2 separate regions of the Homo sapiens genome follow, and region 2 is linked to region 1. Evidence: chromatin contacts called from ENCODE Hi-C or POLR2A ChIA-PET data. All regions are on one chromosome and are shown on one strand. Each heading gives the region's core, a stretch centred on a gene start or an enhancer-like site at or near the end of the contact. The rest is flanking DNA. Distances are from core to core; before and after follow the strand shown. Region 1 has its middle 21 kb from the start of RHOBTB3. Region 2 has its middle 6.0 kb from the start of CAST.

Region 1 (5,959 bases), core at 1,204-3,703:
TAACAAAAAGGATAAAATCTCTTGGAATGCAGCTAACAGGAAATGCATGAGATCTATATGAAGAAAACTTTAAACATTGATAAAAAAAGCAATTAAAAAAACTGAACATGGAAAAGGCATTCCCTGTTTGTTCTAGTTACTATTAAGATAACAAATAAAATTATCCTAAAGTTTAGGGGCTTAAAACAGCCATTTCATTTTACTGACAAATTCTGTGGGTCAGAGGTTAGACAGAACACAATAGGAATGGCTTTTATCGGCTCCATGATGTCTGGGGCCTCAGGTGGGAAAACTCAAATGACTTGTGGTGATTCAACATCTTCAAGTGGCCCAGTGACTCAGGCTGGAATCATCCTGAGGCACCTTCACTTTCTTGTCTGACAGTTGATGCTTGCGGTTGGCTAGGACTTCAGCTGGGGCTGATAACCAGATGCCCTACACACACCCTGCCCTTGCATTCCTCACAGCATAGAGGCCTCAGGGTAGTTGGACATCTTACATGGTGGCTCAGGGGGTACAGAAGTGAGTGTGCCAGTGAACAAGGAGAAAGTTGCATCACTTTTTACAACCTAGTCTTAGAATTCACACAGTGTCACTTCAGCTGCATTCTACCAGTTACAACTCAGAGACAAGATGGCTCAGGTTAAAGGGGCGAGGACATAGACCCCATTTCTTAATGAGAGGAGTATCAAGGCCACATTGTGGGATAGGAAATATTGTTGCAGCATCTTTGGAAAACGTAATCTGACATGCATGTTCTTGGATGAAACAGCTTGCCATCATTTGAATCTCAATTTTTTATTAGTTAATATATAAATCTTATGTGAATGTCCCCACGCCCAACTTACATGTAATTGTTGTCCAGTACTTTAGCATTCTTTTTTTTAACTGTAAAACTTAGTCATTTATGGAGTCCCGGCCTTGCAAGGGTTGGAGCCCCCTCCAGTGCATGCTGAAAAATTTTTCTCTTGGTTTCTCAGAGGATTATGGAGTCCGCCTTAAGAAAGGCAAGCTCCGGACACTCTGTAAAGTAGAATGGCCCAAGTTTGGAGTTGGGTGGCCCTCTGAAGGGTCATTGAATCCTACAATTGTTCAAGCCGTGTGGCGGGTTGTTACCCAAGCTCCCGGCTATCCTAATCAGGTTCCCTGTAAAAATCAATGGTTAAGTTTGGTCAGGAATCCTCCTCCATGGCTCCGTTCATGCGCCATTCACAATTCCACCTCCAAAGTCCTCCTGAGCCAGGCCGCGTTTTCGCCTCAACCCTCTGCCGGTTCGGCTCCCCCTGTACTGCCTCCCTCTGAAGAAGAGGAGAGTCTCCCTCACCCAGTCCCACCGCCTTACAACCAACTTGCTCCCTTAGGGTCGTCCCATATCTCCTTGACGACGTCCCCTGTGGGCTCGCCACCCATTGCCTCTCGACTGCGGCCGCGGCGGGAGGAAGCAGCCCCTCTACTACCACTGAGAGAGGCACAAGTCCCTCCGGGTGATGAGCGCTCAGCCCCCTTCTTGGTTTATGTCCCTTTTTCTACTTCTGACTTGTATAATTGGAAAACCCAAAATCCTGCCTTCTCTGAAAAGCCCCAGGCTTTGACCTCACTGTTGGAGTCCATACTCCAGACCCATCGGCCCACCTGGGATGACTGCCAACCGCTCCTTTTAACTCTCTTTACCTCTGAGGAGAGGGAGCGTATCTGGAGAGAGGCCAGAAAGCACTTCCTTGCATCAGCCAATAGACCGGAGGAGGAAGCTAGAGACCTCCTTGAGAAGGTCTTTTCCTCTACCCGGCCTAACTGGGACCCAAATTCCTCAAGTGGAACGAGAACTTTGGACGATTTTCACTGGTATCTCCTCACGGGTATTAAGGGAGCCGCTCGGAAACCCATAAACTTGTCTAAGGCGACTGAAGTCATCCAGGGGCCCGATGAGTCACCAGGAGCGTTTTTAGAGCACCTCCGGGAGGCTTATCGGATTTACACCCCTTTTGACCCGGCGGCCCCCGAAAATAGCCGTGCTCTTAATTTGGCATTTGTGGCTCAGGCAGCCCCAGATATTAAAAGAAAACTCCAAAAACTGGAGGGATTTGCTGGAATGAATATCAGTCAGCTTTTAGAAATAGCCCAAAAGGTTTTTGACAACCAAGAGTTTGAAAAACAAAAACAAGCAACACAGGCAGCTGAAAAGGCTGCTGATAAAGCATTCAAAGGACAAACAAAAATCTTAGTGGCGGCTATCCAAGAGGTACAGAATGAAATGGCCCGTTAATTTGGACAGACACAGAAGAACAGGCTTTTCGAAACCTGAAAAAGGCATTAACTGAAGCCTCTGCTTTAGCCCTCCCTAATATCTCAAAGCCGTTTCACCTGTTTGTCCATGAAAGCCAGGGAGTTGCTAAAGGGGTGCTTACTCAGACTTTAGGACCCTGGAGACGCCCAGTGGCCTATTTATCTAAGAGACTGGATCCCGTGGCCTCTGGATGGCCAAGTTGCCTGCGAGCAGTAGCAGCTACAGCAAGCCTAGTCCAAGAGGCTGATAAGTTAACTCTGGGCCAAAATTTAACCCTTACAACTCCTCATGCCATAGAGACTTTACTTCAAAGTGCTTCTGGCAAATGGATGTCAAATGCTCGCATCCTGCAGTATCAGTTTACTGTTAGATCAGCCTCGTTTGACTTTCTCTCCCACATGGTGTTTGAATCCAGCTACTATCCATGACTGTCAGGAACTGTTAGAAACTACCGAAACTGGCCCACCCAATCTTCAAGATATGCCCCTAGAGAAGGTGGACGCCACTGTGTTCACAGACAGTAGCAGCTTTCTCGAGCAGGGAGTATGAAAGGCCGGTGCAGCTGTTACCATGGAGACAGATGTGCCGTGGGCTCAGGCTTTACAAGCAAACACCTCAGCGCAAAAAGCTGAATTGATGGCCCTCACTCAGGCTCTCCGATGGGGTAAGGATAAACGTATTAACGTTTACACTGACAGCAGGTACACCTTTGCTACTGTGCATGTACATGGAGCCATCTACCAGGAGCGCAGGCTACTCACCTCAGCAGGAAAGGCTATCAAAAACAAAGAAGAATCCCCCATCTTCAAAGCCTAACAGATCAAGCAGCTCTCCAGTGCACAACCTGCGCCCAGGTAAATGCCAAGCAAGGTCCTAAACCCAGCCCAGGCCACTGTCTCCGAAAAAACTTGCCAGAAGAAAAGTGTGAAATTGACTTTACAGAAGTAAAACCACACCGGGCTGGGTACAAATACCTTCTAGTACTAGTAGACACCTTCTCTGGATGGACTGAAGCATTTGCTACCAAAAACGAAACTGCCAATACGGTAGTTAAGTTCTTATTTAATGAAATCATCCCTTGATACGGGCTGCCTGCTGCCATAGGGTCTGATAATGGACCTGCCTTCACCTCGTCCATAGCTCGGTGGGTCAGTAAGACGTTAAACATTCAGTGGAAGTTCCATTGTGCCTATTGACCCCAGAGCTCTGGGCAGGTAGAATGCATGAACTGCACCCTAAAAAACACTTTTACAAAATTAATTTTAAAAACCGGTGAAAATTGGGTGAGTCTCCTTCCTTTAGCCCTACTTAAGAGTAAGGTGCACCCCTTATCAGGCTGGGTCATCGCCTTTTGAAATTATGTATGGGCAGGCGCCACCTATCTTGCCTAAGCTAAGAGATGCCCATTTGGCAGAAATATCACAAGCTAATTTATTGCAGTGCCTACAGTCTCTCCAAGAGGTACAAGATATTATTCTGCCACTTGTTCGAGGAGCCCATCCCAATCCAATTCCTGAACAGATGGGGCCCTGCCATTCATTCCAGCCAGGAGACCTAGTGTTTATTAAAAAGTTCCAGAGAGAAGGACTCACTCCTGCTTGGAAGGGACCTCACACCGTCATCCTCACGATGCCAACGGCTCTGAAGGCGGATTGAATTCCTGCTTGGATTCATCACTCCCACATCAAAAAGGCCAACAGAGCCCAACTAGAAACATGGGTCCCCAAGGCTGGATCAGGCCCCTTAAAACTGCGCCTAAGTCGGGTGAAACTGTTAGATTAATTCTTTTTATTTACTTCTCTTGTTTGTTTTCACCTATTATGTCCTCCGTGCCTTCCTACTCCTTCCTCCTCACCTCTTTCACAACAGGACGTGTATTCGTCAACACTACTTGGAGGGCCGGTACTTCCAAGGAAGTCACCTTTGCAGTCGATCTATGTGCACTGTTCTCAGAGCCAGCTCGCACCCATGAAGAACAACACAACTTACCGGTCATAGGAGCAGAAAGTGTCAACCTTGCAGCAGGATTTGGACACTCTGGGAGCCAAACTGGATGTGGAAGCTCCAAAGGTACAGAAAAAGAACTCCAAAATGTTGACTTTTACCTCTGTCCTGGGAATCACCCTGACGCTAGCTGTCGAGATACTTATCAGTTTTTCTGCCCTGATTGGACATTTGTAACTTTAGCCACCTACTTTGGGGGATCAACCAGATCTTCATTCTATAACTCGTGCTCCTTGTCCTAAATTATGTACTAGAAAAAATTGTAATCCTCTTACTATAACTGTCCATGACCCTAATTCAACTCAATAATATTATGGCATGTCATGGGAATTAAGATTTCATATCCCAGGATTTAATGTTGGCACTATGTTCACCATCCAAAAAAAAAATCCTGGTCTCATGGAGCCCATGCAAGCCAATCCGGCCTTTGACTGCTCTAGGTGACCCTATGTTCCAGAAACCCCCTGACAAAGTTGATTTAACTGTTCCTCCACCATTCTTAGTCATAAAAGATACACTCCAAAAGTTCGAGAAAATCTAGATAGGCACCAACAGGAACGAGAAAATAACATCCCCTGGTATCAAAACATGTTCAACTGGAACCCCTGGCTAACTACTTTAATCAGAGTTAGCTGGACCTCTCCTCATCATACTATTAACTTTAATTTTTGGGCCTTGTATATTAAATTGGTTTCTTAATTTTGTAAAACAATGCATAGCTTCTGTCAAACTTATGTATCTTAAGACTCAATATAACCCCCTTGTTATAACTGAGGAATCAACGATTTGATTCCCCAAAAACACAAGTGGGGAATGTAATGCCCAACCTGGTTTTTACTAACTCTGTTTTTAGACTCTCCCTTTTCCTTTAATCACCTAGCCTTCTTTCCACCTGAATTGACTCTCCCTTAGCTAAGAGAGCCAGACAGACTCCATCTTGGCTCTTTCACTGGCAGCTCCCTCCTCAAGGACTTAACTTGTGCAAGCTGACTCCCAGCACGTCCAAGAATGCAATTAACTGATAAGATACTGTGGCAAGCTATATCAGCAGTTCCCAGGAATTCATCTGATTGATAACGCCCAAAGCCCCGGGTCTATCACCTTGTAATAGTCTTAAAGCCCCTGCACCTGGAACGGTTTACGTTCCTGTAACCATTTATCCTTTTAACTTTTTGACTACTTTACTTCTGTAAAATTGTTTTAACTAGGCCCCCCGCCTTCCTAAACCAAGGTATAAAAGTTAATCAAGCCCCTTCCTCGGGGCCGAGAGAATTTTGAGCATTAGCCGTCTCTCGGTCGCCGGCTAATAAAGGACTCTTAATTCGTCTCAGTGTGGCATTTTTCTAACTCGCTCGGGTACAACAATTATTCTTGTTCTAAAGGTCCATGTCTGTTTTAACTAATCCATGTGTTAATCACTCTCTTTTCTTATCATTCTTTCTCACATTCATTCTTCCTCCAAGATTTCCTTGTTCCTAATATTCCTCCTTTAGTAGTTCTTTCACAGCTAGGGCTTATTCATGGTAAATTCTTCTGATTTCTGTCTGAAAATAAGCTTTCATTTCACTTTTATTCTTGAATGATAATTTAGCTGACTTAAGAATTCTAAGATTCACTAATGTTAGTTTCTGATTTACATATTTTTACTAAAAAATGCTTTTCTATCAAAAT
Region 2 (5,959 bases), core at 817-3,316, 950 kb before region 1:
GTGTTTTTTACAAAATGAAGGCTTGTGGCAACCGTGCCTCGAGCATGTCTGTCAGCACCATTTTTCCAACAGCATGTGTGTTCACCTCATGTCTACCCACATTTTGGTAATTCTTGCAACACCTCAACCTTTTTCATTATATCTGTTACGTGATATGTGATCAGAGATCTTTGATGTTGCTATTGTAATTATTTTGGGGCACCACATAGTGCACCCATAGAAGACAGAGAATTTAATTGATAAATGTTGTGTGTGTTTTGACTGCTCCACCAACTGGCTGTTCTACCTAGGAATCGATTTGCATATAAATATATACTTGAAAGAGAATCCTATAAAGAAATAAAAAACAGAGCCAAAGAAACATCCAGGTAGATACCACATCGCATTTGCTGGAGATTGCCATATTTTGGCAATACATCATAGTGGGTAAAGCATAAGAGTTTTAGATCCACACAACTATGTTTAAATCCCAGCTCTGCCACTTATGGACTGCATACCTCAAGCAAATTACTTAATCACTTTGAATATCAGTTCCCTAACCTGTTACCTGTGGATGATAAAGCTGAGTACCTACATCCTAGGGTTATTCTGATGATGGAATAAGGCAGTGTATTAAAGCATTTGGCACAGTGCCTCATGTATGATAATTGTGCAAATAAATGCTGGTTGCAATTATTAAATTGCATTTATTATTAATAGTTAAAAATTTCAAAACCCCTGAATGTTCTTTGGACAGGGGCAAAGCAGTTTTTGTTGGATCCCCAGTAAGAAGCAACCTCCTGTCCAATCAATGAATGTTATAGATCTGTTTCCATTCAACCAGCATTCCAGACATTCTGTAGACCATAAAATGAGCCACAGCTGAGCAGTACCCTAGGAAAGCTCTAATCCAGACCCACATACCTGAGCTGGCAGCCAGAATTCACGCTGATGTACTCATTCCCAATAATGGGTGCTTTTTCCATTTTTCCATTTCCTTTTTTTTTTCTTTTTGGTTTGCTTCTTTTGTGTATGTGCTGATAGAGTGGCTGGTTATTTGAAATAACTTTAACATTTGTTAGGCAACAAGAAACCAAATTTGGGATGATGTGTGCATGGTAATGAACTTACTAAACCCAAAGTACTCCCGTGTTCCTGTCCTGGGATAGGTGCAAGTTCGTCATGGCCCCTCAGATCTGGAGGCAACACAGAAAACTGAGTCACAAAATTACATTTTTTTTTTTCAGATGGACTCTCGCTCTGTTGTCCAGGCTGGAGTGCAGTGGCATGATCTCGGCTCACCGCAACCTCCACCTCCTGGGTTCAAGTGATTCTCCTGCCTCTCAGCCTCCTGAGTAGCTGGGATTACAGGTGCCCACCACCACGGTCATCTAATTTTTGTATTTTTAGTAGAGATGAGGTTTTGCCATGTTGGCCAGGCTGGTCTCGAACTCCTGACCTCATGTGATCCACTCGCCTCGGCCTCCCAAAGTGCTAGGATTACAGGTGTGAGCCACCGTGCCTGGCCTACAAAATTACATTTTCAGACTAGCAAGTGTATCTCTGGAAATCAAGTTATATTTTTGAAATCTTGCCACTTTCCACTAACTTTCATTTTTCTCCCACTCACAAACACCATCTTATGGAATTAATTTTCTATATAGAAATTTTTGCAGCCCAAATATCTGTACAGCCAACTGCTTGCTTCAAATATTTACCAAAGCTAGATTAATTTTTTAATGTGCTATTTCTGTCTGGAATATATCTAGACCAAGTCATTCATAGGAATCAATTTTTATTATAAGAATTATCATATTCTTGTCATATTGAAGATTTTGAATCAATTATCTTTTCCTTTCTATATATCCTAACCTACTCCCTCCCACTCAAAAAATTGTCATCTAAATTTTCCCAGGCCTAGACTTCATTTCCTCCCTCAGCCTGTCTTTTGTCCATTAATAGGTATTTCTTGTAGCCTATCCAGAAGGCATGTAGATTGGGACGATACACTGAGCAAACCACATTTCTTCACTATAGCAAAAAAGAAACCACAGTTGGTCATCATGGTGACTCACCCCAGGCTTCTACCGCCACACCCAAACCACACAATACTGCAAACTCTTTGGTTAGATTTAAGGCAGAAAATAAAGCCATCCTGCAAAGCAAGATTTTTATGTTCCAAGGTACGCCTAAGGTCACCTCTCTTTGGTGTTTGATTATAAAATAGTCTTGATCCTTCTTGTTGCAGATCACTTCACATTACATATTTATTGGTGTCAGGTTTGTTTTCATTTTTGTTTCTTTCCCTGCATTTGTTTCCAGCTCAGATTATTGTATAAAGAAATGTGCCATTTCTAAGAGGTTCTTCAATTGCCTGCAAGCCACAGTGTTTTTTTTTAATTAAGAAAAAGTGTCTCTTTGGATTTAATACTCAAAGTCATTTGGGGCACATGCAGAATCTTGATTCCTTTGAATCAATATATAAGAATTCACTAGTTTCTAGAAAGAAGAGTTAAGAGCATGCACCAGGGGCCATTTGGAATATCTGCCCGGCTCACCCCTGTTCCTCCTTTGGAGTAGAATTCCAGATCCCATCATGGCTCCCCATTGCTCTATCCCTCTTCTCCACAGCCCACAGTTGACTGGACCAATGGTAGACCTGACTTGAACTGACCCAAACGGGCAGGTTTTCTTTCCTCATTGGGAGGTGGGGACTGAGTAATGAAATTAAGATGAAGATAGAGGAAAAAACTTTCTGGGTGCTAAAAACCGTAACGTGAAGCATGTAGACCTGGGCTTCACTGTGGAAACTGAGGACCCGGAAAGTCAGCCCGCACAGGAAGAAAGAACAGGCCTGCCAGGGAAGCAGAGATAGGAGGAGACAGAAGAGGGCTGAGCTTCCTTACGACCTTCCACTTAATGAGCTGCACTCTCTAGTGAGGCCCAGTTGCACTCAAAAGGCTTTGGTTCTGGGACGTACGCTATAGCCTTCAAAATAATCTCCCCTCATTTTTGTTTTAACAGTACAAGTTGCTTTTTCTGTTATTTGTTAACCAAGAGTCTCAACCAATTCAGAAACTAAGCAGAATATGCATAGAGTATACAAATTGTTCTTAAGTAAAGTTCTCAGTAATTTTTCCAAACTTTTTTTCCCCGTGGTCCTCAGTAAGAAATACATTTTACATTGCAACTAGTACATATAAATGCACATGATTTGAACATGAAGTTTCATGGAACAATTCTTCATTATCTATGATCAGGTAAAAACAATGAATAATGTGAACTATGTTTTATTCATCTGTAAACACAAAGTGGAAACAAATCCAAAACAAACAATAAAAACTAAAAATTAGGAAATATTTTACTTAATGCTCCAGCTATCTTTGCCTGTTCATGTTTATTACAGTCTGAGACACATGAAGATAATGCTACCTGCATTTCTGGTGCACTGTTCAGCCAGATTTTTTTTGTTGTTTTAATTGGCTGAAGATTGAAAATCCCGATTTACACAAATAGGCTCTTGAGAATGTTAACAGTGGCAGCATATTCTGATATTCAACTTCTGTTCTACTTTATTCAAATTTCTTTTTTAAACTGTTGATGATGACTCACTAAATGTCATAACCAACTATTGTGCCCACAGTTTGAAAAACAGTAAGCCAGAATATATTGTTAAATTGCCTACTACTAAGATGAGCTAAGATAAGGCAAATGCATTGCAAGTATCTGCAGTAGATCCTTATTTGAGCTCAGACATCTGTCCTTTTTTAAAGCTCTCTAGAGGGGAATCCCAGTTTTTCATTCACTACTGCAGATCATTTGTAACAATTCTCTTTATGTGGAGAGCCATCTGCATTTGACTGCGGACTGCCATTCAAATCCATTTCTTCTTGTCCAGTTTTCAGAGAAGATAAAGAATAGGTACTCTAAAGCTTCTCTTTGCCTGGGTCTATCCTTCTCCCTGCCTTTTCCCTCTTATCCACAGAAAGCCAGCTTCCCAGCCACACTGGTCTCCCTACTGGACCATGCATGACCCGTGCATGCACTTTCCCTTTCCTGCATTTTTCCATGTTGCTGTTCTTCCGAGAGACATCTCCCATCTGGTTATCTAAATCCTGCACATTCTTCAAGTAGCAGGACATGTTTACCCACCATCAGGTCTTGCTCATCACTCTGCCCCACATCTTTTTTGTCCTTTTCTGATCACCTATAGGTCTTGAAAGGTTTCTATTCCATATTTATTGACACAGAAAAATATTCAGTATCCTCTTAGAAGGACAATGTATTTATAAAATAGCATGTACATTGTAGAGCTAAAGATAGAGCTATACATCAAGAAATTAACTAGATGTGAGCATTTGGGTAATTCTATTTTGGTTTTATTTTCCCAGTTTATGTTTTCTTAATGTTTCTTATATTTCTTAATGGTTCTTGCAATAAACACATAGTATACAATAAAAATAATAAAAGGAAAGTCTTAACTTTTGAGCTAGCTATGAAGGTCTTTTATCATGTGAGCCCTCCCCAAATTTAACACAAATATACATGGTCTTTATTTGTTCTCTTCTTGTGTGCTCAGCTTCCACTTCCAAATGTATTGCAATATTCTTGAAAATCCAGATGCCCCTTTTTTGTTTTTTCTTACTTTTCATTTTCCAATTTTGATATAACAGCAAGTTATTAATGAACTTACTCTTGATAACATCTGAGTGTAGTCAAGTAAAAGCTTATGCTGTGTATGTCTAGAAGATATTTGTGTTATATTTTACTTCCTTCAAACCACTGAAAACTCTGCAAATATTACTTCTCAGATTAAAATATAACATCGGAGAAAAAGAGAGTGCTTTGTTTTTGAAACTGGTAATATACAGTAGCTATGCACACTACACGTGAGGTTTTTTTGCTTTCATTATGTACTCCACAGTTTGGTTTTCTTAAGAAAAAGATATAGGAAGCATAAATGAGGAAAGTAGTGAAAGTGAAAGAAAGGTAAGAAAAAGAATTGAAAAAAGAAAATGGGCCGGGTGCGGTGGCTCACATCTGTAATCCCAGCACTTTGGGAGGCTGAGGCAGACAAATCAAAAGGTCAGGAGTTTGAGACCAGCTTGGCCAATATGGTGAAATCCTGTCTCTACTAAAAATACAAAAAAATTTAGCCAGGCATGGTGGTGCACACCTGTAATCCCAGCTACTTGGGAGGCTGAGGCAGGATAATTCCTTGAATCCGGGAGGCGCAGGTTGCAGTGAGCTGAGATCGCACCACTGCACTCCAGCTGGGCAACAGAGTGAGACTCCGTCTCAAAAAAAAAAAAAAAGAAAAGAAAAGAAAACGATAAGGAGAAAGGAGAGATACAAGGGAAGAGAAAAGAGAGAGGGGAAGAAGAAGAAAAAGGAAAAAAGGATAGTTAAGCAACAAGAATGAAAAAGGGGAAATTAAGTAGTATTTTTAAGGGGAAACAACAAATATTAGACTAAAACTACCACTAGAAAAATACAGAATAAGACTCATAGTTATTTATTTATTTATTTTGCTTTTCAGTCTTTCAAATACTTAAAGATAATTATTTTGGCCCCCAAATTCTTTTTTCTTTTCTTTCTAAAGAAGCCAAAATGAAATATTCCTTCGTCTTCTAAATATTGGGTTAAGATACAAGATAAAGATCTGAGAGAAAAGAAGAAAAAGAAAAGAGCTTTTAAATAATTTTTATTTCATCTATGATTTACCTTTTGCTTACTCTAATCTAGGACTTTATATGCATTTTATAAACCTTCACAGCAATGTTACGAGGTTTTATTTGTACCCTTATTTTACAGAGAAGGAGATGGGTGTTTTAAGAAGGTAAGACTTCATCCACAGCTGGGAGGTGGCAGAGCCAGATTCCAAAGCCAGGTCTACTAACTACACTTCCTCTCCAAATTGTTGCCCTTTCTGGAGCAACAACTCAATTGTTCTCTTTTAATCATCTGTTTTTCTAGGTCT

Evidence for each region. Hi-C counts contacts between places; a loop is a spot of excess contacts on that map. ChIA-PET counts read pairs that join two places held with the same protein, here RNA polymerase II (POLR2A). Pooled maps may share reads with other maps.
Region 2: a pooled map shows a loop between it and region 1 (2.0-fold over the local background). The contact joins two enhancer-like sites. A Hi-C loop is called at or near these places in 5 of 50 pooled maps. POLR2A ChIA-PET finds 5 or more read pairs at or near these places in 2 of 52 experiments (A549 and B cell).

What each region holds. Positions count from the first base shown.
Region 1 is chr5:95,707,030-95,712,988 of GRCh38, reverse strand. It overlaps a transcript of SPATA9 not described here. Among named protein-coding and RNA genes, the nearest start is that of RHOBTB3, 21 kb to the left of the region's middle. Within about 2 kb of position 2,453, at least 10 of the 41 ENCODE cell types and tissues checked have a DNase peak (open chromatin) inside an H3K27ac peak, as active enhancers do.
Region 2 is chr5:96,653,363-96,659,321 of GRCh38, reverse strand. It overlaps a transcript of CAST not described here. Among named protein-coding and RNA genes, the nearest start is that of CAST, 6.0 kb to the left of the region's middle. RefSeq lists an enhancer at 1,379-2,578. Within about 2 kb of position 2,066, at least 5 of the 41 ENCODE cell types and tissues checked have a DNase peak (open chromatin) inside an H3K27ac peak, as active enhancers do.